Regions from separate parts of the Homo sapiens genome. Here regions 2, 3 and 4 are each linked to region 1. The links are chromatin loops, found by intact Hi-C in ENCODE. Cell type or tissue: PC-3. All regions are shown on one strand. Links, peaks and the distances in the headings refer to the core of each region. The heading gives the core; the rest is flanking DNA.

Region 1 (5,569 bases), core at 324-5,323:
AATGACAATATTGCAGCACACAGGTATGTTGTCTGAAAAGCCTAGCATTTGGTAAACTCAGTCAGTCTTTTAATAAAACCCGAAAGCCATGTAATGCTTTACTAATGACATCTTTTCCAATGTCAAACAAGGAACAGAAGGAATCATTGAAAGAAAACCATCTCCAACAGGAGTTAATTGGAGCAATTTACCTCATTTAAAACCAAAGGGTCAAATAGGACATAAAGCAACAAGCATCCAATCACCCTTTTTGTTCTCTGTACCTGTTTTTTGGTGTGTTAAACTTTGCAAATGCCTTTGAAGGTCTTAGGCAATCAGACTACTTAGATTTAGAATAAATTATAGAGTCCCTGAGGCTCAGAAGCTGACTTCAAGGCTTCCGGTCACTGGAGTAATATTCTGGTCTATCACGATAGTCCAGTGTTTAGCAACATTTACTGAATAGATGCTAGAATTTTTATTATATTTCAAGTTCAGAATTTCAGGACTTTTTTTTCACAAGGTAATATGAACCAGAATTATATTTCTTTGAAGTTAACATTGGTTAATTAAATAAAGACTACTTGGAGATTTTCAACCCTTCAGCATCCCAGATAAAGGTGTAAACATCTTTTAGGACAGCTGGATTCTCAGTGGTCTTAATCTGCAATTTATTCTAACTTTAGCTACTTAGTATTAAGTAAAGAACAGGCATGGGCGGTATTGTTGAAGCTCCCTTGCCTAGACAGAGTAAAGATTTCTGGGAAAGTAGTCCACTTCATCGTTTAGCATTGGGTTCACTAAGTTTTTCACGACATCCCAATAGATGTGATGATTATTCTCATATAGTGGAAAAAATAAAACACCAGAATAGATAAATAATTTGACAGAAGTCAAAGTCAGTAGATGTCAGTTCCTCGAGTTAAAAAAAAGTTGCTGAACTCTCTAAGAAGATTTTGCAGTTTTGATGTTTTGAATAACTAGGAAGCAGTAGGAATTATTATGAGCTTATCTGACACTAGATCTCACCCACTCCCCCACACTCCAGTGCAAATCCAGAAGGAGGCGACATCTTCAGCAAGATGGCTGCTGCCACTGCTCTGAGTTGGTTAGACATGATTAAAGCTCTGTCTAAACATGCCCTGGTTTCCTCACAGGGAGCACTTTCAGCCTTCTCTGAACTTCCAGGCCGCAGGGCTAAGCACAGGGTACAGATTTTTCCTTGCAGACGTTTGGCTTCTGAGTGATGTTTTTTTTGTCTCTAAGGGTAATAAAAGTACATCAGATGTTGCTCCCTGTACCAGAAAGTTTGCTTTGAAGAACGCGTGAGCCGCTTCAAAGGCTAGGCATGCTGCAGAGATGGCTGTCCCCGGAGACTGTGAGCTATCGGGGTGTGCCTATTAACTAGGGACACGTTGCCCACCAAGCCACTTACCAGCTAAAGGCTGATTGTCAAAAATGTCAAATGTGACAAATTGGCGTGCCAAAACTGAAAACTGCCCTACCTTCAGAATCAGCATGAAATAAACTATCATGCCTTGAACTCTGTGGTCAAAACATGTCATTTATGTGTAGAAGGATTTACAAATTAAATAGAATGATATTTGAATGACCATCAACGTCAGCACAGAGGGCTTTTCATTATTGATCTGAGGTCAACGTTTAACTCATCAGAGCAGGCTAAACAGGGAAGATCAAGTCCATGGTAGGGACCCCAAGGAAGAATCATAGCCACAATTGTGCTTTGTATTTATAGCTTAGCAAGTGAACGACACTGCAAACAACTGACTCCAAGTTGGAAGGGACCTTAGAAAGCACCTGACCTTATGCCCTTTATTTTAGAGGTGGAGAAATGTGAGTTACTCAACTTTACTGAAATGTTAGTGGTAGAAATATGGACTCAAAACCAGCTCCTCTGACTCCTAGAGCGGCAGACCACACTGAGAAGCTATGGAATTGCAGAGAAGAGTGCAGACTGTGTTACCATGGACTTGCAGCCCTTTCTGCCTTTTACTGGCCTTTAACGCACATCTGTTCAGTGTCTTTATCTATAAAGAAAAGGCTGGTAATATCTATTTCATAAGTTATCTAGAGATTTCATTGGCCAGGCATGATGGCTCATGCCTGTAATCTGAGCACTTTAGGAGGCCAAGGCTGGAGGATCACTTGAGGCCAGGAGTTTGAGACCAGGCTCGGCAACATATGGAGATACTGTCAGGAAGGGAAGGGGAGGGGACGGGAGGAGAGGGGCAGGGAGTGGGGGAGGGGAGGGGAGGGAAGGGGAAGAGAAGGGAAGAGGGAAAGAAGGAAGGAAGGAAGGAAGGAAGGAGAAAGGAAAGAAAGAAAGGAGAAACAAAGAAGAAAGAGAAAGAAGAAAGAAAAAGAAAGAAAGAAAAAGAGTAAGAAAGAAAAGAAGAAAGATTAATTGAGATTATAAAAAGAGAGCCGAACACATAGCAGGTAATCATTAAAAGACAATGACTTGTGACTATATCAGAACACCTAAAATGAAGGAAAATGAATAGGACTGTGAATTCTCTGGCAATATTTCACCTGCTCTCATGACTTTTTTTTTTTTAGTGCATTATCCCTTGATCAACCTCAGAACCTTCAAGGTTAATTTTCATACAGTTACATTTAGAAATAGTCTGATCATATATAACACACTTATTGCTAGGGCAGGGGCACAGGAGAAGAGAAACTTGTTACAAAATTACAAAATTGAGAGTGTTTGAACTCCAAGCTGGTTGTCAATCAGCAGTCCAGAAAAGAGAGGCTTGTCTTGTCTGCAGCCACCTCATTTGGTCCTTCTGACAGCCTAGCTTTCTGTCTGCACTGTGACATTACAGCTACTTTGTTTGTGCCAAGCACCTTGAAAGACACAATTTTTACCTATTTCCTTTTACTGAGCTTTCTGTCACTTGCTTTTCAACTGTGTAAAAAACAGAATCGTTAGTCAGCAGCAGAGGGCACTATTAGCATATTTTGCTGTGAGGGGTTAAAAATAAAAAAGAAAGATGCCTCTATGCATTCATTCATTCGTTCATTTTAGCAAGTCTTGATTTAACATCTACTATGTTCTCAGCATTTAGAGAAATGCTAAACAAGCATGAGATGTTGCATTTATAGTCCAGGTGGGAACATGATATGAAATGATACATGTGGTACATGCCTGAATGCAAAGGGTATATGTTTTGGAGGTTTTTGAGGACAGCAGAGTTCAGTTCGGTAGGCTAGTGTGACCCAGGAAGTATTTGGCAGGAAGTTAGTCTAGAGTTGTTTCTTAAATGACGAGTATGATATGGAGTGGTAAAGATAAAATATATAAAAGATAAAATAGACAACATTAAAAAAATCAGTAAGTCATGCATTGCCATGAATATCAACACTAATTGTTGACAACCACTACCCTGACAAGTATTACTTACCTCTACTGCTTATAATAGTCATCGTGGCTCACACGGGTAGCTGCTTTCACAACCATGATGTCATTTTGCCCTTGCTGTAATCCTGTGACTTCAGCTCTATAGGTATTATTATCCTAATTTTACTATGAGAAAATCAAGGCTTTTAGAGGGAAAGTGACTAGCTTAAGCTCACACAGTCACTAGTACTGCTGGGATCCAAAACTGGTTTTCCTCCCTGCTACTGCAGCAGGAAACCATAAATTTGTAACATAGACTCCTCTGGAAAAGAGGGTTTGGGATGTGAAATTAAAAGGAAAAGTCACAGCTGTTAGGCTACCTACAGGTTACCGAGGGCTTGATCGAAAGCTAAACTGAGGCATTGGGGCTTGATCCTGTAAACCTCAGGGAGGATTCTGAAGTTTGGGAGAGCTCGACACAGGTGGTTATAGATTGTAGTTGTTAGATTAACAAAGTCAGCCTGAGAAGGATTGGAGGAAAAAAGGTCAATTGTCAGGGATACCAATAAAGCAAATGTTACACTAATCAAGAGTTGAGTGGGAGGGAATTTGGGAGTAGTCTGCCCCAGTGGGAAGGAGATTTTATCTTTGTCATTGTCTATAGTTGCTGGCACATAGAAATAATACAAGGCAGGCTAATTTCGAATTGGTTTTGTATTGGTTTTAGACCTCTAAAGACAACACCTCGTCATTGCCTGCACCCAGGGGTATCCAATCCTACTGATTGCCTAGCTTAGTCCACCACTGCCAAGGCACATGTGAGGAAGCCTGAGGCAGGCTGGCAGCCGTGGAACTTGCGGGTAAAGGACTAAGCAGAGACATCCTGAAGGAAAAACAAATCAGAACTTGGAGGCTGTCAGAGTCACCAAGAAGAAAAGATAAAAATTATGTCTCTGAGCTGTTGAGCCTAAGAAAATAATGATGTCAGTGATGCAAGCAGAGAAACGAGGGAAAACATCAACTAGTTTCATAGGGAATTTGACCTTATTACACAGAAGGACTCCCAAGTAGCAACTGAACACTTAGCTGGAATGTTTTCGTATAAATGTATTTCCTACTCTGTTTAGTGATTTCTTGCTTGTCATCTTTTTCTTTACCTGAAAACTTATAAATTACTTGTAATAGCTCTTCTACAGGTAAATTAACAGAGGTGACAGGTAACACTGAGTTGTTAGTGCTAACACTCCTTGCTTAAAACCCTTCCAATGATGTAGAAACAAATCCCAGCGATCTTCTGGCTTCCTCGCCGTACGCTGGTGCCCTTGCCTACCTCCTCAACCCTGCATGCTGCCACTTTCCTCCTCTTTATTCCCTACCCTGTAGCATGGCCCTCTCTTGTCTCTCAGATGTTTACATTCAATTCTCTCTGCTGAAAACACTGTCCTCCCACCACCACTCTGGTTTCACCAGGAAACTCCGACCGTGGGTGGTCACCCATCCCACTTTCCCTGGGACCGAGGGGTCTGAAAACCAAACTTGGACAGTTGGTCACTCTACATCATGTTGTGGCTTAGGTCTGGAATATTTCTTCCTCTAGGAAGCCTTCTCTGATGCCATGTACTCCTAGGCTAAGTTCGGTCTCTCTGCAGAGTAGTCCAGACCCACCCTTCCTTACCCTTCTCACACCCCTCATTATTGAGTTTATATTCATGTCTTCTGCTGTCCATGGTAGTGGACTTTGTGCCATCACCACTCTCACCATCTTCGTCTAAGCCACCATCATCTATCTCTCTGCTGAATTACTGCAGTGTCCTCCTAACTTTTCTTTTTGCTTCCACTCTTGTCCTCTTTCGGTGTATTCTCAACCAAAAAGCCAGCGGTATCCTTTTAAACATAAATTAGCTTATGTCATTCCTCTGCTCAAACATCTTTCATTGGTTTTGCATCTCATTGGCTAAGTCATTAGAACAGCCACCAAGACCTGAGGCAGCTACCTCTCTGTTCTTATATCCTATATACTCTCCCCTTGCTTAGTTGGCTGCAGTGGCACTGGCCTCCTTACTCTTCCTAGAACATGCCTGTTGCCTAGCATGCTCCAGCCTCAGGGCTTTGCATTTACTGTTGTTTATGCCTGAGCCATTCTTCCCTCAGGTGTCTACGTGGCTCATTCCCCATGTCTATCTAGTTGAGATCAAAGATCACCTTCCTGGGGAGGTCCGCCATGAC
Region 2 (5,569 bases), core at 247-5,246, 390 kb after region 1:
ACTATCAAGCAGCCACATCTCTGATATGACAAAATGACAAGCTACCACCCCTGTTAACTGCCCTGCCCACTCTCTGAATATGTGTTTCTACCAGTATCAATATGATGGTTGTCAAACATCTGGCTGCTGAAAGAATGGTCATGAATGGAAGAAAACTTTTGCCACTATCTCTTTGTTTAGTTTTCAGTACCCCAGCCAATCCCAGAAAACAATACACTGCATCTTCACTTCTTGAGAAGTTCTTGTGACCTCTATCCTCAAACAGGATGAGGGTCTGTTCCTCTTTAAAACTACCTTTACCTGGAAGAATTAATTATTCACTGGAATCTAAGATCTGACTATAGTCACCATATTACTTATTATTTTATGTTCAACAGGCTATCTATAAAGTCTGGGGACATACATGATATTACCTTATCAGTTTTATATATTGGCGACATTCTTGACATGCATATATTATTAGGCATATATGCTTATGTTTCCAGACTTTATGGACAAGCCATATTTTTTCATGCAAATTCTCTTGTGGACTGTATATCACTAGAGTTCAGGGCTTTGTCTAACTTATTTTTCTATTCTCAGCATCTAGCACCGCTCTTGGCATATTTTTGAAGTCCAGTATAGGTTGCTAACTTTGAAAAAAAATTATAAAATTATAAATTTAGAATAGGAAACTTTATTTTTTAATAAAAAGGTTACATCCTTCAAAGTGGTCATCCTGCAGGCTGAGAAGCACAGGCCCTTCAAACGAGATTGGGTAGGAGCTTTATGCTGAGTGCATTGGCTAAACATACATATTCAACAGGTTACGAGAGGAGGTGAATATTCATGAAGGTGGTCCGGACGCATGTGTATTGAACAAACATGCATGTTACATATGACCCACGTTCATATATAGAACAAAGAAAGAAAGAGAAAGAAAGAAGGAAGGAAGGAAGGAAGGAAGAAAGGAAGGAGGGAGGGAGGGAGGGAGAGAAAGAAGAAAGAGAGAAAGACAGAAAAAGAAAGAAAGAAAGAAAAGAGAAAGAAAGAGAAAGAAAGAAAGAAAGAAGAAAGTTCACCTTGGAGTAGGGACAATATTTAAATGTATTATAATTAGTCCCTATCCATCTAAAGGTCTTTTCAGGACACAAGGAATTCCAGTCAGTGCACAGCCTCTGTAAACCAACCAGAGCCAGTCCATGGTCAGTGGTCTTCTTATCAGAAGAAAGTTACTGAAATCAGTCACTTGTCCAATCAAAGCTATAATTATGGCAGGTAAAACAGTGAGGTCAGTGAGTGTATGGTGGTGAGCTGAAAATTGTCTTAATATTGCTTCTTTCAAGACCAGTGCTTGTTTAGATGCTAAAGAAAAGCCTTGTGGCATGGTTAGAACACAGTTTATTCTTTAGTGCAGGCATGTGACTTAACTCTTGCATGGCATGGCCTTAGGTCCTGTTTATAATTTGATAGTCTATTGTCATAAAGAGTCTGTTCTGTCAGTCTTGTGGTCTCTATTTTAACATTAATGCTGGTCAGTTATGTCTAAACTGCAAAAAGGAGAGGGGTTAACAGAGTATGTTTGACCTCCTGTCCCATCATGGGTCATGGCTGGAAACTCAGTTTTTAGGTTTTTCTGGAATCCCTTGGCCAAGAGGGGGCCTGTTCAGATGGTGGGGGCTTAGGATTTTATTTTTTGTTTACAAGGTCATCAAAATGAAATGTAAGTTGATTGCTTTTAATGATGCCTTTGTCAATAGATTCAACTGAAGAAATGATGGGGATACTGAACACAGATCCTACCAAGGGTCACTTCACATTTAAGTGCGGAAGTAGCCTTCCCATAGTCTTAGGCAGCAAACTCCAGGCTCTTAACTCCAGAAGCAACCTCGGTGTTAGGTCTTTTTTGTGGCAGATGGATAGAGGTCTCTTCAGGATAGTTGTAAAGGGTAGGCTACAGAGATGCTTGAAATATGAGACATTGCCCTGTAGTCAAAATTCCAACATTGAAGTTAGAAGCCTAAGGCCTTTTACCCAGAGATGCCAAAAAAAGGATATAATCCCAGAAGGTCAGGCTGTCCCAATCCTTGTATATGGATATACGTGAGAGGGTGTAGTCTCCCTCGCTGTCATTCACAACCATTCACTTGGACAGGAAAAGCCTCTGTGAACATGTTAAAATAAAACTTCCCCCAGGCTAACCAATTGCAGCAGAAATGCCTGTGGGTAACCAAACCCACAGTCACATAACTAGTAAAATGATTCAGTAAAATTAGTCAGTCTCTCTTTCCATTTCCACACCGAGGCAGAAGAGAACAGCCACCTGTGGGCTGTTAAGTCAGCACAGCATTTGTGTAGCCAGAAAAAAATGCAAACACAGGGAATTCTCCTCCTTCCAGGAGTGCCCTTGTAGGTTGTACTTATCCTGCTGAGCTACGTCCAATTGCATCTCTAGGCAGGACAGCTGCAATTCCCAAGAATCTGAGTACTAACAAGTCCTTGAATCACCTGATTATGAAACTCATAAAGTGCTGAGATAGTGTAGGGATGGGTTTTTAAATTCTATTGTACGAGTAACGTATGCTCAATGTAGAACAATTAAATACAAATAAGAAAAGAATCGAAGAAGAAAATAAAACCACCTGAAACAAAAGCTCAATTAACATTTTGGTGTATATCCTTTAAGATCTTATGCATTATGTGTATATGTATGTATGTAACATATACACAAATAATTGTATATATAAAATCATATTTATATCAAGTGTGAGATCATGTTATACATAGTTTTACATCTGCTGTTTTCATTCCACAATTATATATCATTAAAGTCATTCCATGACAGTTAATAATATTTCATTAAATAATTGTTACAGTTGCTTAGGATTCTGTATCTGTGTAAATAACTGATTCATTCTTATTAGACATGTAAGTTATTTTTAAAAATTTATTATAAACAAAGCTGTGATAAATATTTTTTTAGCTACATCTTTCCACATGTATTTAAATATTACCTTTAAATGAATTATTAAAGTAGAACTGTGAGGTCAAGAGACAAGAAGGGTCCTGCCAAAAAGTCCTCCAGAAAGTGGGTGCAAGTTCACTCCTATCGAATTATTTGAGAGTCCCTGTATTTCCCCACAATACATTCTCCCAGATAATCATTTAAAAATCTTTAAATTTAAAAGTGAATGTATCTTATTTTAATTTTAATTGTTTTGATTACTGGTGAGGTTATTATTGTATTTTTTTTTGCCATTTGAATTTCCTTGTGAAATTTCTGTTCATGACTTTGGCCTGTTTATTCTTCATGGTATTATTGTTTTCTTACAGAAGTGTAAAAATTATACTTTAAAGCCAACAATCCTTTGAAATAGTTATTGAACATGTTTTCCTATTAATCTTTAGTTTTTAAACTTCGTTAATGATGTTTTCCGTACTATAGAAGCACCGCTTTTTAACGTGGCAAATCTATCAATTTTATTCACATAGTTTCTGCCTTTGGTATTTTAACTTAGGTAACAGAGTTCCTGCTGCAACTGAAAAACTAAAGCTAGAAAAACCACCATTTTCAAAGTCAGGTATTGCCTTATTTGAAGAGACTCTCCTAGGTAGTGACTAGCTATGGAAATGCGACTAAAATATTCTTCACTGTTTACAGTTCAGGGCCAAGCAAGTCCTATTACAGGGAAGTAAACTGGTAAGTGCAACCAAGTGACAGGAAGTTGCCAAGACAAAAATACTCAAGAAGAAAATCTCTGCATAGCATCTGGGCTTATAAACTGTGAAAGCAGCCTAATAGTATACTTCTAAATGTTTAGCTGCTGGCTTTTTTGTGAAAAATGGATGCATATTTTTATGTATATAAGCTTATTATAAATTTTATTGACATAATGTTTACATAGCACAAAATTATAAATAATAACAGAATATACAATAGAATTCTGTTATCAGTTTTTGTTAAACTCTTGTATAGCCAACCTGTGGTTGCAACTGATGGGTGAATATAACTCCAGTATGAATATTGATTGGTATTGTTTAGTGAGTAAGACAAAAGTGAAACAACAAAAATATTCCTCAGAACTTTGGTTTGTCAATTACCCAAGCCACTTAGGCATTGAATCAAATAATAGTTTTCAAATACTGAAATAATAGTTTCTCAATTTTTGGTGCTATTCACAATACAATGACCAGAGACACAATGCAGTTTTAATCTGCATTATAAACACTTTCTCCATCACTTCCTCGTCAACAAAGCAATAAATTAAGCCTCTATTTGTACTATTAGCTCATTTCTGCGGTGTAAATATTCCCACAATGGCTGATTTCAAGATGCCAACCTGCTGTCATGGAATGTGAGTTTGTAAGAGATGCAAACCCCAAGAGCATAGATCATAGTGGATGTAAGAAGTGATGAGTTTAGAATATCCATTGTCTCTGATTTTAATATCATTTAGTTCTAAATGTATGTACTTTAATTTTTAATAACAGCTATGCTTGACCACTAGCTTGAAAGATTGCTGAATATCTAATAATTGGCTTTTATAGGCCATAGACGTCAGTTGCAGCATCCCACACATGGAAACTCCATGTTCAATTTCAAGATTTTTGTTTCACAATTAATGTAAAACAATTTTTTCTCCAACTTTGTTAGTCCTGAAGCCTTCAGAAAAGTTACATTGTTACTAAAGAGAACTGAGGGAAGATTCTGTGATCGAGCTTGGAGTTCAGTAATAGAGTGTATGCAATAGCTCCCTAAAGTTGCTAATTTAGAGACATCAAGAGGTGACCTCCTGAAAAAGAGAGTAGGACTGTGGAGCAAGACCCCATGAGGAAGTGAGCTCAGATTTATGGATTGCATAATCATTCCCAGGAAATACCCATGATAGCCTGTAATGAGCTTGCTTTCCCTGCTATCCAACAGCAAATGAAGCTTAGGACCCTTCCCCGAGAATTTGACTTTAAAAAGGAAATATGTATTTCCATGAACAGAAACTCATAACTTTAAATAACTTTATTGAGGCATCATTTACATACAATAAACTGCACATGTTTAAAGTGTACAATTTGTTTTTTGGTTCCATATGAACTTCAAAGTAGTTTTTTCCAATTCTGTGAAGAAAGTCATTGGTAGCTTGATGCAGATGGCATTGAATCTATAAATTACCTTGGGCAGTATGGCCATTTTCACGATATTGATTCTTCCTATCCATGAGCATCGAATGTTCTTCCATTTGTTTGTGTCCTCTTTTATTTAGTTGAGCAGTGGTTTGTAGTTCTCCTTGAAGAGGTCCTTCACATCCCTTGTAAGTTGGATTCCTAGGTATTTTATTCTCTTTGAAGCAATTGTGAATGGGAGTTCACTCATGATTTGGCTCTCTGTTTGTCTGTTATTGGTGTATAAGAATGCTTGTGATTTTTGCACATTTATTTTGTATCCTGAGACTTTGCTGAAGTTGCTTATCAGCATAAGGAGACTTTGGACTGAGATGATGGGGTTTTCTAGCTATGCAATCATGTCATCTGCAAACAGGGACAATTTGACTTCCTCTTTTCCTAATTGAATACCTTTTATTTCCTTCTCCTGCTG
Region 3 (5,000 bases), core at 1-5,000, 230 kb after region 1:
CTCAGGTAGTCCTTTATAGCACTGTGAAAACAAACTAATACATCAGGTTTATTTTTCCCTTTAAATAATTCTTTCCAAAATAAACACAAGATCACTCCTATCCCAGGAACATGTGTCCCCTTATTCAATCATGGCTTTCTGGTCACTGCAAAGTTGTCCCTAGGAGTTTTCTCCACACACTTGGGAATCAAAATCCATCACTTGTAGATGCTTGTGATATATCCTTGTAGGTTACCCTCTGTAAAGATTGGCATTTGTTTTTGTTTTTCCAATATAGACCTTCCTCCATCAGCGCATTCTCTTATGTTGTTATCTTTCTTGAATAATTTTCCATTTTAGATTCTTGGAGTCTGACAGAAATAGTGGATTATATAGCAAGGTTTCTCATTTTTCCACATTAACACATTCTTTAATTCTATCCCTTGCATTTAATATGTTTCCTGTTACTACTAACTCTATGTCTTCCCTTTCTAAGCTCAGGGTAAAGACTGACTTTTGGAGGCTGGGTCCAATTTCAAGCTAAAAGAAAAAAAGAACACAAAGAAAACTGCTTTAAAGGAAAGGGCTTATGCAGCACAGAAGAGATATCCTCAAGCCTAATTCCCAGATTTTGCAGAAGCATTAAGCAGCTTAGGGACTGAACAAGCATGATTACTTTTGGTTAATGAGACCAACTTCATTTAATCAGGATGTCTACAATCCTAATTTCAGATTTTATCTGTGACCTACAGGCTTGTGAGGTCATATTTTTAGTGTATTGAGTTTAAAGAAATTCAAATTCAGTATAGCTATATGAAAACAGTATAGCTGTTCTCATTTCTTATCCCATCCAGATGCTTCTGGAAGCAGTCAGCTTCCCAAATCTTAGCTAATAAGCAAATTATTATTCAAAGTTATTGTGTTTGTCAAAAGTTACATGACACACTCTCTCAAGCTGGTCTCTTGATCAGTGTGGAAGATGATATTTAGTACATTATTTATTATGAAATTATCTGTGATTGATCCAGATGAAGCATGTGTTTGCATGTTGGAAAGGTTATTAAATAGTGATAATAACTCTTTAATTTCAGAGATGTTGAAACATGGGAGCAGCTTTAGGACAGCAAACACTGTGTGTGTGTGTGTGTACATATTTGTTTAGTTCGTATACGTGTATGTTGATATTTCAGTTGTTGCAATTGATAGTGTGAATTAGATAGAAAGTTACTAAGAGGCTGGGTGCAGTGACTCACTCCTGTAATCCCAGCACTTTGGGAGCCCAAGGCGGGCAGATCACCTGAGGTTGGGAGTTCTAGACCAGCCTGGTCAACATGGTGAAACCCAGTCTCTACTGAAAATACAAAATTAGCTGGGTGCGGTGGCAATCGCCTGTAGTCCCAGCTACTTGGGAGGCTGAGACAGGAGAATCACTTGAAGCTGAGAGGTGGAGGCTGCAATGAGCCGAGATTGCGCCACTGCACTACAGCCTGGGTGAGACAGAGCAAGACTCCATCTAAAAAAAAAAAAGATACTAAGAGATTCTGATAGCTCTTCCTAGGAGAAGAAAAGTGCTTATCATGAAGTAGATGAACTGAAAAAATTTCAGATAAGATAGACTAGTGCCAAAGGGGAAAAAGAATGCAACTGAGGAACTGTTTGTTTATTTTGGTTCCTTTAAAAATGTTGGGCTATAAAATTCAGAATATCATAAAATTCCGCAGTCCTTTCCGAGTAAGAACTATGGATTTCTTGCATCTCCACTGTGTTTACTGATGTGAAAGCTGAAAATTTCCTTTCCTAATGACACCATTCCAATGTTGGGACTGAGTGAGAAAGATGATTGGCAAATTCTCTCTCTTTAAAAGGGAAGGGATCATGGAAGTAGCATTTCCAGGGCTTTTTAAAATTAAATTCAGCACAGAAATTATGACATTCTTTCCACAAAGTCCAGTGACTAAGAATCTAAACAAATTTTATGGTGTAAAATCATTAAAACAAAATGGCCCTGAACAAATATGCTATCCCCTGGGGTTTGATCTCACTCAAGAGTAAATAAAAATATATTTTATAAAATTGGACATTATACATAAAAGGGAGGTATCTAATACAATTACAGATAAAGAATACAAAGGTCAGTAACGGATGCATTGAGCACTGATTAGGAACATGACTTTTAGAAATGTGGTTTTGCCACATTACAGATGTTTGACTTGAACCAAGTTGCTTAAACTTTCTAAGCCTCAGTTTCCTCATATGTGGAACAGGAATAAAAATATTTAATGTGCTATATCGCTGTATGAGTAAATGAGATGTATATAGTTTTTAGTATAGTACGTAGTGAGTACTGAATAAATGGTAGGTAATTGTTATCACTATCTAAGCTAAAGTGGTTGAAAGTGAAATCCACATCCCTCTGAGAATAATGAGCTAAGGGATGGGCACAGAAGAGCATGGTTCAGTTCCTGAAGCCTCAGTGCTCACGTAGACTTAGAATTATTTCTCAAACAATTTCATGGTCTCTTGATTTTTCTAACAAAAGAAAAACAAACAGACCAAATCAGTGCACAGAAATTTATACAGTGATAAATCTTTACTATTCCACAATAAGATTCATTGTGGTTTATGTACAGTATCCAAATTCTTCACATGGCTAGCTGCTCCAATTTTTAGCATCAGATTTACATACCATGGTGGCTATGTCCCAAACCACCAGAGAGACGGTTTCAGACTCACAACCCGTGACCTTATTAAGGGTATAGAGTAATTTACCATCAATGTCAGTTTGTAATTACAATCATCTTTTGCTGAAATGTATATACCTAATAGGTCTTAATGTTTATATCAAGGAATATTCCCTAGAATAGCAAAGGTAGCACATTCTTAGAGAGATCAAATCTGGATGTTATACCTTATCTTCTTCTAAGTGATCAGAACATACCCTCAATGCTTCCTGTTTTAGATTAAAAGATAACCACAGGAAAAAACAAATGCCGTAATTTCAAAACAAATGCTATAATCAGCCTTCTCACACAAAATCTTACACAGATATTTCCCTTCTGGCAGCTCTCTTGTGTGACTTTCCTACTCAGGGTGACTAAGAGGTCTAGAATCCTTCCATCTAGTGGCTTAGCAGTCCTCTAGGGCCTCAAAGATTTCTTCTGGGTCCTCTCTATTCAGCCTATGATAAAGAGAGGAGAGGAGAAGGGAGGAGAAAGGGAGGAAACGAGGGCAAGTGAAGGGTCAGATGGTAATTTTAGGGCCACATCTGGAAGCAGCATGAAGCACCCTGCCTGTATTGCACTAGTTAGAACCAAGTCACATGCCCATGCCTAACTTTAAGGGAGGTTGGAAAAATATAGCTAACTACGTGCAAGAGGAAAATAAAACAGTTTGCTGAACGTACAGTACTGTTTCTCTCCCAGTGCTTCTCTGGTTGTGTAGAATTTTTGAGTTCTTGGATTTTTGTTCTATTTTGCTTTTTAGACAGCACTTTAAAAAAAAGAGATGCTTTTTATATGAATGTGTACATGTATGTCTGTGTGTGTTTACGTTCAATGACTCTAACTCTGAGAAGCAAGCTGAATTAACTCTTTGTCATTTATGTATGCCCTTCTTCAATACTCCCTCCTGAGAAACCAGGCCTCTCATATTTGAGAGAATTTTGGAAAGATGTAAGGATAATCTCCAGCCAAGGAAAACCTATCAGAAACTGTGGTGTACATCAGTGAGAGATACAGTCTTGAAAAGGAGGCCTCTAAGTCACAACCAAGTCACTCAAACATTACTAGGATGGACAGAAAAGAAACTTCTCAAAATTTCCGCATAATTGGTGTACGAACATACACTTTAACAGACCTCTGTCAAAACAAGATTTGTTTTTCGGTACTTGTCCTTGGATATTGATATTTCTGTATTATTCTCGGTTATATTCTGTTCTTAGGCAATGAGCCTACACTATGTGATGGGATAATTTCTGGAGCGATTGCTAAAACCTCATCTCTTTGCATACGTCTCTTTAAACTTTCAGAACACCGGGAACATGATCACTTTCCCAAAAGTCATGGCAGAGAATAATAGAACTTGAAGGCAGAACTCTTAGAGGTTTAATAGTACCTTTCCCAAAGTCCACCTTATGAGGGTCCTGTGACGCTTTGCATCACACACACATACATACACATACACACAATTCCACTTACGGGGTGTCTTTAATTCATCTACAGATAATCATTTGGCACTGAGGATCTGTGAATACCACATATAAAATGAAGAGTTGGAAAATCCAACTTTGTCTAAATTGCTTTTAGGTTTCAGATGTGTTAAGGATCAACAGAAACTATTAAAACCGTACTTTGGAGAGAATGAAGACCAGGTTTTAATCACTCTTTCCATACTGAACAAAAAATTTTTCACTTGATCATATATTTTCTAATTAGTGATTTGTAAAGCCTCTCAGACTTAGAAATTGATTTGCTACTTATTTTATTATATTATTATGGACTTATTTATTGAAATAATATTCAATTATAAAAGTTATAAAAGCATCAATTATAAAATTTATAAAAGCATCAATTATAATTATGAAGAGGGATATAAAGTTATTCACAGAATATACACCTAATATAATGTTATAAGTTAAAAAGTTGGATTAGACTTGAACTTGTAATTTAATTGTTCAACTATGGTATATATAACACTTTTTTGAATTACTTTTGTTATTTTATGCAGGCTTCAGTCTCTAATCTTTTCAAAATTCAAAAATCAAATAAATTTGGGAGATGTGAAGCTTGACTTTCTGAAGTTAAAACTGGATCAGTTCATTGGAGATGAAGTACATTTGAGATTACCCCCTAAACGTTTGGAATAAGATGAACTCGTTTCAAATGAAAAGAACTCAGCTCAGGAAAATGAAGTATTTATCCAAAAACTCAAGGACCAGAGGATGGTATCAAAGGCTAGTTGTCTGTCAGCTCAAAACCAGATGCTCATGTGTAGATTGTTTACTCAAGCTCTGATAATTGGCC
Region 4 (5,569 bases), core at 339-5,338, 560 kb after region 1:
GGGAATGGCAGGTAATTTAGTACAGCTAAAGAAACATATGGTAGACAGACATGGAATGAGGCTCAGGAGGCAAAATGTCCAGGATTTGGAATTTTATCCTGAGGTTACAGAACCATGGAAGGTTTTATACATTGGGGTAATTTATTGGTACTGCATCACTAATCCAGCCCATGTTAGGGTCAGGATGACAATTAAAATGCTATTGCAACCTTTCACAGAAAAAAAATGATGTGGGCCAAATCTAAGGGCATAAAATTGAGATTAAAAAGACAATTTAAGGATATTGAAGAGGCAGAATCGATAGAAATTAGCAAACATTTGGAGGTGCAGAGGCTGATGAAGAAGAGAGTTGAGGCTCACTGAGAAATTTTTGGCAGAGGCAGCTTGATGAACAAAAAGTCTTGCTAAAGGATAACTTTAATTTGATCATCCTTGAAATTGCAGAATGATATAATTAAATTAAGGGATACCAAAGCATAAGAGAAGTGGAACTGAAGCTTCATAATGAAAGTTTTATCTACACTTCCTTTGTGAATTACGCTTTAACAAAATAAGAGCAACTCTGAATTTTCTAAACGTTGACTTTCCCCAAGTAACAGAATGACCACTGTCAACTCTGACAATCCTAGTTTGACTCGGAGCCTGATATGTCAATTTTCCTTGCCGTGAAGACTCAGATATGTAATTTCTTTCTAAACATTGTGAATAATTAATTCTGTCTGACTAATGACCCAAGATTGGGTAAACGAGAAGAAGAGGAACATTTACTATATAATAGATTAAGTGAGGTCAAGCAAATATGTTTAATGTGAACACCTGCTATTCCACACATAATGAGTTATTTTAGAAGTTTCAAGTTGAATGAGCATAAAAGCCCCTGCGGAAACAGAAATATCTCCACCCAAAACGGTCTCTCTTCTTGCTACACTCTGGGATCTTGCTCTGTTGCTGAAAATGAGCTAAACACAAATGTGACAGTGTACTGTTGGCATTATTCACGTACAGTACAGAACATTATTAAAATGTGATCTTTGCCCTTCCTTCTTTCTCTACATTTGTTCATACCCCAACCTATCTTCTGCTTCATCCACAATTTCAACCAAGCTCCAGAATTCAGCTGTATAGGCTTTGTTTGACTTGAAGGCACTGTTTTTCAGAAAGCTTCTTATACCTGGGCCACACTTTACCTGTGAGGAGTCTCAGCACAGATTGCTGGGTTACTGGGAAGGCCCAGGACTGAAGATCAAGGGATCTGAACTACCATTTTTCCATCTCCCCTCATCTCAAATTTTTATTTCTTAAATTGGAAACAGTCATTACTCAGCTGCTACATCATAGTAAAAACTAAATAGAATTATATTTTAAGATATATTTTGTAAGCTTAAAATGCTATACAAATGTGAGAGATTAAAATTGTCATCCAAGCTTTCTTAGCCAGTTTATATACTTTGTCTTAATTATATTAAAGTTAACTTCACTGTCTTCATTTGTATTATGGGGATAAAAATATTGCATTACCAGAGTGGTTAAAAGAACAAAATGAGTGTTGCACAAGTCTTGGATGTATTAAATGTTAAATAAAAGGTGGTACTCTCGGTAGAAGTACTGGTATTATCAATATTATTCTTATCGATCCATTGCAAAGCAATTGGTGTTTGATCCTAGCCTGTCTACAGGACACAAACGCCCTGGTTGCTGAAGACTCTGCAGAATAGATTGCGCAAAGGATATGATGCAATTGCACAATGTATGTGTAGTAGTACATTGCTCATTTAAATAATAAGTGCAGCCCAGGTCATGGCCTTTGCTTTGTACTAGTACAGCATTACCCTCTGCTAATACGTAAAGCTTTATGAGGCAGCAAGGCTAATCTTTCTTAGGCTCTTAGCCTCAATGAAATGAGGGCTCAGACAGTATCCTGTGTGCATTTTAAGCCATCACTGTCAGTGAACTTAAGCTGTTACTTCTGCCCCTTCCCCTGAAGATGGGGTTGCTACAGGCAAGTAAGTATCATTACCATTTCAGGTATGAGAAATGCTTAGCCTGCCTTTGATTTTAGATCCTAGAACCTGAGAACTGAACAAAACTCTAGAGGTCATTTGGCTCAACCCATTAACTGTCCAGAAGATGAAAGTAGGCCCAGAGAAAAAGTGACTTGCCAAAGGTTAAACAGCTTTTATCAATGCAGAAACCAGGCAAGATTTCCTGACTCCCATCTAGGGCTTGCTTGCTACTTTATTCTTCACTAGTTTAATTTGGTCTCCATTGGCCAAGACCACCTCATTGCTGGCTTTCTGAGGCCAAGCACCTGGGTGGTTTCTTATCTGAGTATTGGACTGCAGCCAGGCATGTGAATGGACAGGGATGGCTGACTCAGACTTTGGAACACTTCATGCCTAAGGGGTAAGGTACAGCCTTAAAGAAGGGTGTGGGCTCTGGGCGCTTCCCCATACCTCCAAAGTTGTGTCAGCATGACTGGCTGAGTAAGGGGGAAGGAGCATGGTCTCATCCTGCAGGGCTCCAGCTAATAGATTCTGGGACGTAGAGCAACTTTGATTACTTAGCCAACTTGGGATATGTTTAACACAGGTAAACAGAGCAGTGAACTAGCAGGGAGACAGTGCAGAAAGAGTGAAAAAGCTTTCTTATTATTCATGCATTTATTCATTTTTGCAAGAGGTATTTATTACACAAATATTCCAGTCTACACAACCAAGTAATATGACCCATATTCTCAAAAATTTTATGGTGAAACATGAGAGATGGCAACTAAAGAGCCAGGCTTTGGCCAGGCGTGGTGGCTCACACCTGTAATCCTAGCACTTTGGAAGGCTGAGGCGAGTGGATCACCTGAGGTCAGGAGTTCAAGACCAGCCTGGCCAACATGGTGAAACCCCGTCTCTACCCAAAATACAAAAATTAGCCAGGTGTGGCGGCGGGCGCCTGTAATCCCAGCTTTACGGGAGGCTGAGGCAGGAGAATTGCTTGAATTCAGGAGACAGAGGTTGCAGTGAGCCGAGATTGCGCCATTGCACTCCAGCCTGGGTGACAGAGGGAGACTCTGTCTCAAAAAATAATAATAAATAAATAAATAAGCCAGATTTTATGCAGTGAGATATGTGCCGTAACAGTGGTGAACACGAGGCATTGTAGAAACTCCAAAGAAGGCTGTATTGGGTGTGTTTGTATTGTGCATGTGTGTGGTGTTCAGGAAGGCTTTCCTGGAGGTGATGTCTGAGCTGAATCTTTAAAGATGCAGAAGGGATATAATGTCAGAGGTGTGAGAAAGCATGGTTGTTCTGGAAAATGGGTAATTCAATATGGCCAGAGAATGGAATCAAAAGTAAGGATTATTACAAGACGCTTGGCATGTCACTTTTAACTGGTAAAAATGGTCCACTTCACCTTGCTACTGAGCAAACAGAAACTTAGGGGGATTAAGCCATTCTCCCAAGACTACCAGAGATATCAAGCACCAAACCAGGATTAGCTCAGATCTTCATTTTTCAAATGCCTTTTATACTATAAACTCCGAAGAAAATATTTAAAATTATCTCCAAGGCTTCCTCAACTTAGAGAAGAAGGAGTAGTTTGGAACTGAAGTCCCATTTTCTTATGGAAACCATGGCATATATGTTGGTTCAGGATCCAAGTTTGTCCTGCACAAAGCAACTCAGCCCATAATGTACCTATAATACTTTACAAAAATAATTACAGTAACTGGCTGTCAAATATAACCAAGTTTGTATAAGAAAATGTGCTTCAATTTGGAATGCTTGAAAAATCTCACCCTCCCGAAGTGGGAGATAGACACTTGCAGATCCTGATTGACAGGGCCCAGGAAACCAGGGAGGATGAATATCCATGAAGAACATGACCATGGGATCCTGGGGACCTGAAAATTGTGGGGCCGAACATCTTTTCTAGGACAAATTCCCCAGGGACACCTTGCAGCCTGCAGTCTTTTGTCTTCTTATCATTTCTTTTCTTCAGAAAACCCTTCCATGATGCCACCCAAGATGTGGGACTATGTTTTTCTCCTCTCTGATGTCCCATAGATCCTTCCTGCCTGCCTGACACAAGCACCAAAAACTTTGGAAGTTCCATTAAAGACTAGAAACTATGAAAAGTTAAGGAATAAAAAGATATCTGGCCAGGTGTGGTGGCTCACGCCTGTAATCCCAACACTTTGGGAGGCAGATCACCTAAGGTCAGGAGTTTGAGACCAGCCTGGTCAACATGGTGAAACCCCATCTCTACTAAAAATACAAAAATTAGCTGGGCGTGGTGGTGGCGCCTGTAGTCCCAGTTACTCTCCTGAGTCTGAGGCAGGAGAATTGCTTGAACCCAGGAGGCGGAAAATGAAAAACAGAGTGAGGGAAAGTTGGCGTGCAGGTGCTTTTCTGTGTCTGAGTCCCTGAGGCCTCCTGTAACCACACTCCTGGGTGCTCAGGAGTAGAAAAGGGGATAGTGGAGAGAAAAACATAATTAAAAAACACATGGCAGTCCCTGCTATTACTGTCCTTTCACCAACGTTATCTTCCTGCTCTAACAATAACAACAAATATATATCTTCTGCTTTAGCAATTCCCCCAAAATGTTTAGCCACTTAAACATTTTAAAATACAATCATTAAATGTGAATCATGGATTACTTCAGTGTAAATACTGGAAGGAATCTCAGAGGTGATTAGTGAAACCTTTTTATTTTACACATAAGGTAACTGAGGTACACAGAGAGATCTGAGATTTTTTCGGGTTCACAAAGGGAGCGAGAGGCACGTGCAGAACCAGAATCTCTCACTTGCCTGACCCCAGACAGAGACACTCTGCTGCTCTGCGCTGCTATTGAAATTGACAGTCAACAGAGCATTTTCAAATGTATTATTCAAAAAACTCTGGGTTTGGCACAACTCAGATGGGTTAAAACGATTTTCCTGAAGCCACACAGTTACTGAGACACCTGTAAACAGACCCCAGATCTCTTAGATTCCAAATCCAATGCCCATAAGACTGTAAAGATGGCCATGTGGAGTTTTCTCCAAAAATGTTTAACCTATGGAATAAGTTGAGAACTTAAAAACAAATGATCACGGTAGACAATTTCCCTTTTGGGTAATCCCGGAGAGCAAAAACAAAATCCCCCCGAAAAATCAAAGCTTTAAATTTGAATGCGCATCCTTTACTAATACACACGGCCTGTGAATTAAGGATGGAGAATTATTCCCTCTGTTTTATGTGTGAAACTGGTTTCATAATGTTTACTTTTTCATTTGTTATTAATTTTGGATCATACCACTAAAAATTAATTAATGTGGATTTCTATTTCTTAAACATAGAAATGAGTTAATATACATGAGAATATTTTTATTAATTTTTTAATTAAAAAACACTCTCATGTACATTAACTCATTTGATGTTATCATTCCTTCAATTAAATTTGTTATTGTTATTATTATTATGATGATCTCCTCTTTTCACTTAAGAAACTGAAGTCCAAAACCTCAAAGTTAATAAACAATAGCAGAAACCTATGTTTTCCGATTCTAAATCTAATAGGTTAAACATTG

Evidence for each region. Peaks named below come from ENCODE experiments on the same cell type or tissue, not always from the same donor. Only the 100,000 strongest peaks of a DNase experiment are listed, where the experiment ranks them.
Region 2: a loop joins it to region 1, with 8 times the contacts of the local background. A loop is called at or near these places in 5 of 110 quality-filtered maps.
Region 3: it touches region 1 in a loop (8-fold over the local background); 4 of 110 quality-filtered maps call a loop at or near these places.
Region 4: a loop joins it to region 1, with 7 times the contacts of the local background. A loop is called at or near these places in 5 of 110 quality-filtered maps.

Annotation. Positions count from the first base shown.
Region 1 is chr3:189,946,023-189,951,591 of GRCh38, reverse strand. No RefSeq gene overlaps it. Among named protein-coding and RNA genes, the nearest start is that of MIR944, 120 kb to the right of the region's middle. In PC-3, for the core only: CTCF peaks have their summits at 1,037 and 2,949 (motif pointing right); a DNase peak (open chromatin) is centred at 2,951; H3K27ac peaks cover 1,000 bases.
Region 2 is chr3:189,560,720-189,566,288 of GRCh38, reverse strand. No RefSeq gene overlaps it. Among named protein-coding and RNA genes, the nearest start is that of TP63, 68 kb to the left of the region's middle. In PC-3, for the core only: no CTCF peak of the experiment used is centred there; a DNase peak (open chromatin) is centred at 2,238; H3K4me3 peaks cover 338 bases; H3K27ac peaks cover 1,611 bases.
Region 3 is chr3:189,713,310-189,718,309 of GRCh38, reverse strand. All of the region lies in intron 1 of TP63 (tumor protein p63), which reads right to left. Among named protein-coding and RNA genes, the nearest start is that of TP63, 84 kb to the right of the region's middle. In PC-3, for the core only: no CTCF peak of the experiment used is centred there; DNase peaks (open chromatin) are centred at 2,559 and 3,069; H3K27ac peaks cover 2,882 bases.
Region 4 is chr3:189,390,011-189,395,579 of GRCh38, reverse strand. No RefSeq gene overlaps it. Among named protein-coding and RNA genes, the nearest start is that of TPRG1-AS2, 150 kb to the right of the region's middle. RefSeq lists an enhancer at 763-972. In PC-3, for the core only: no CTCF peak of the experiment used is centred there; a DNase peak (open chromatin) is centred at 2,449; H3K27ac peaks cover 1,935 bases.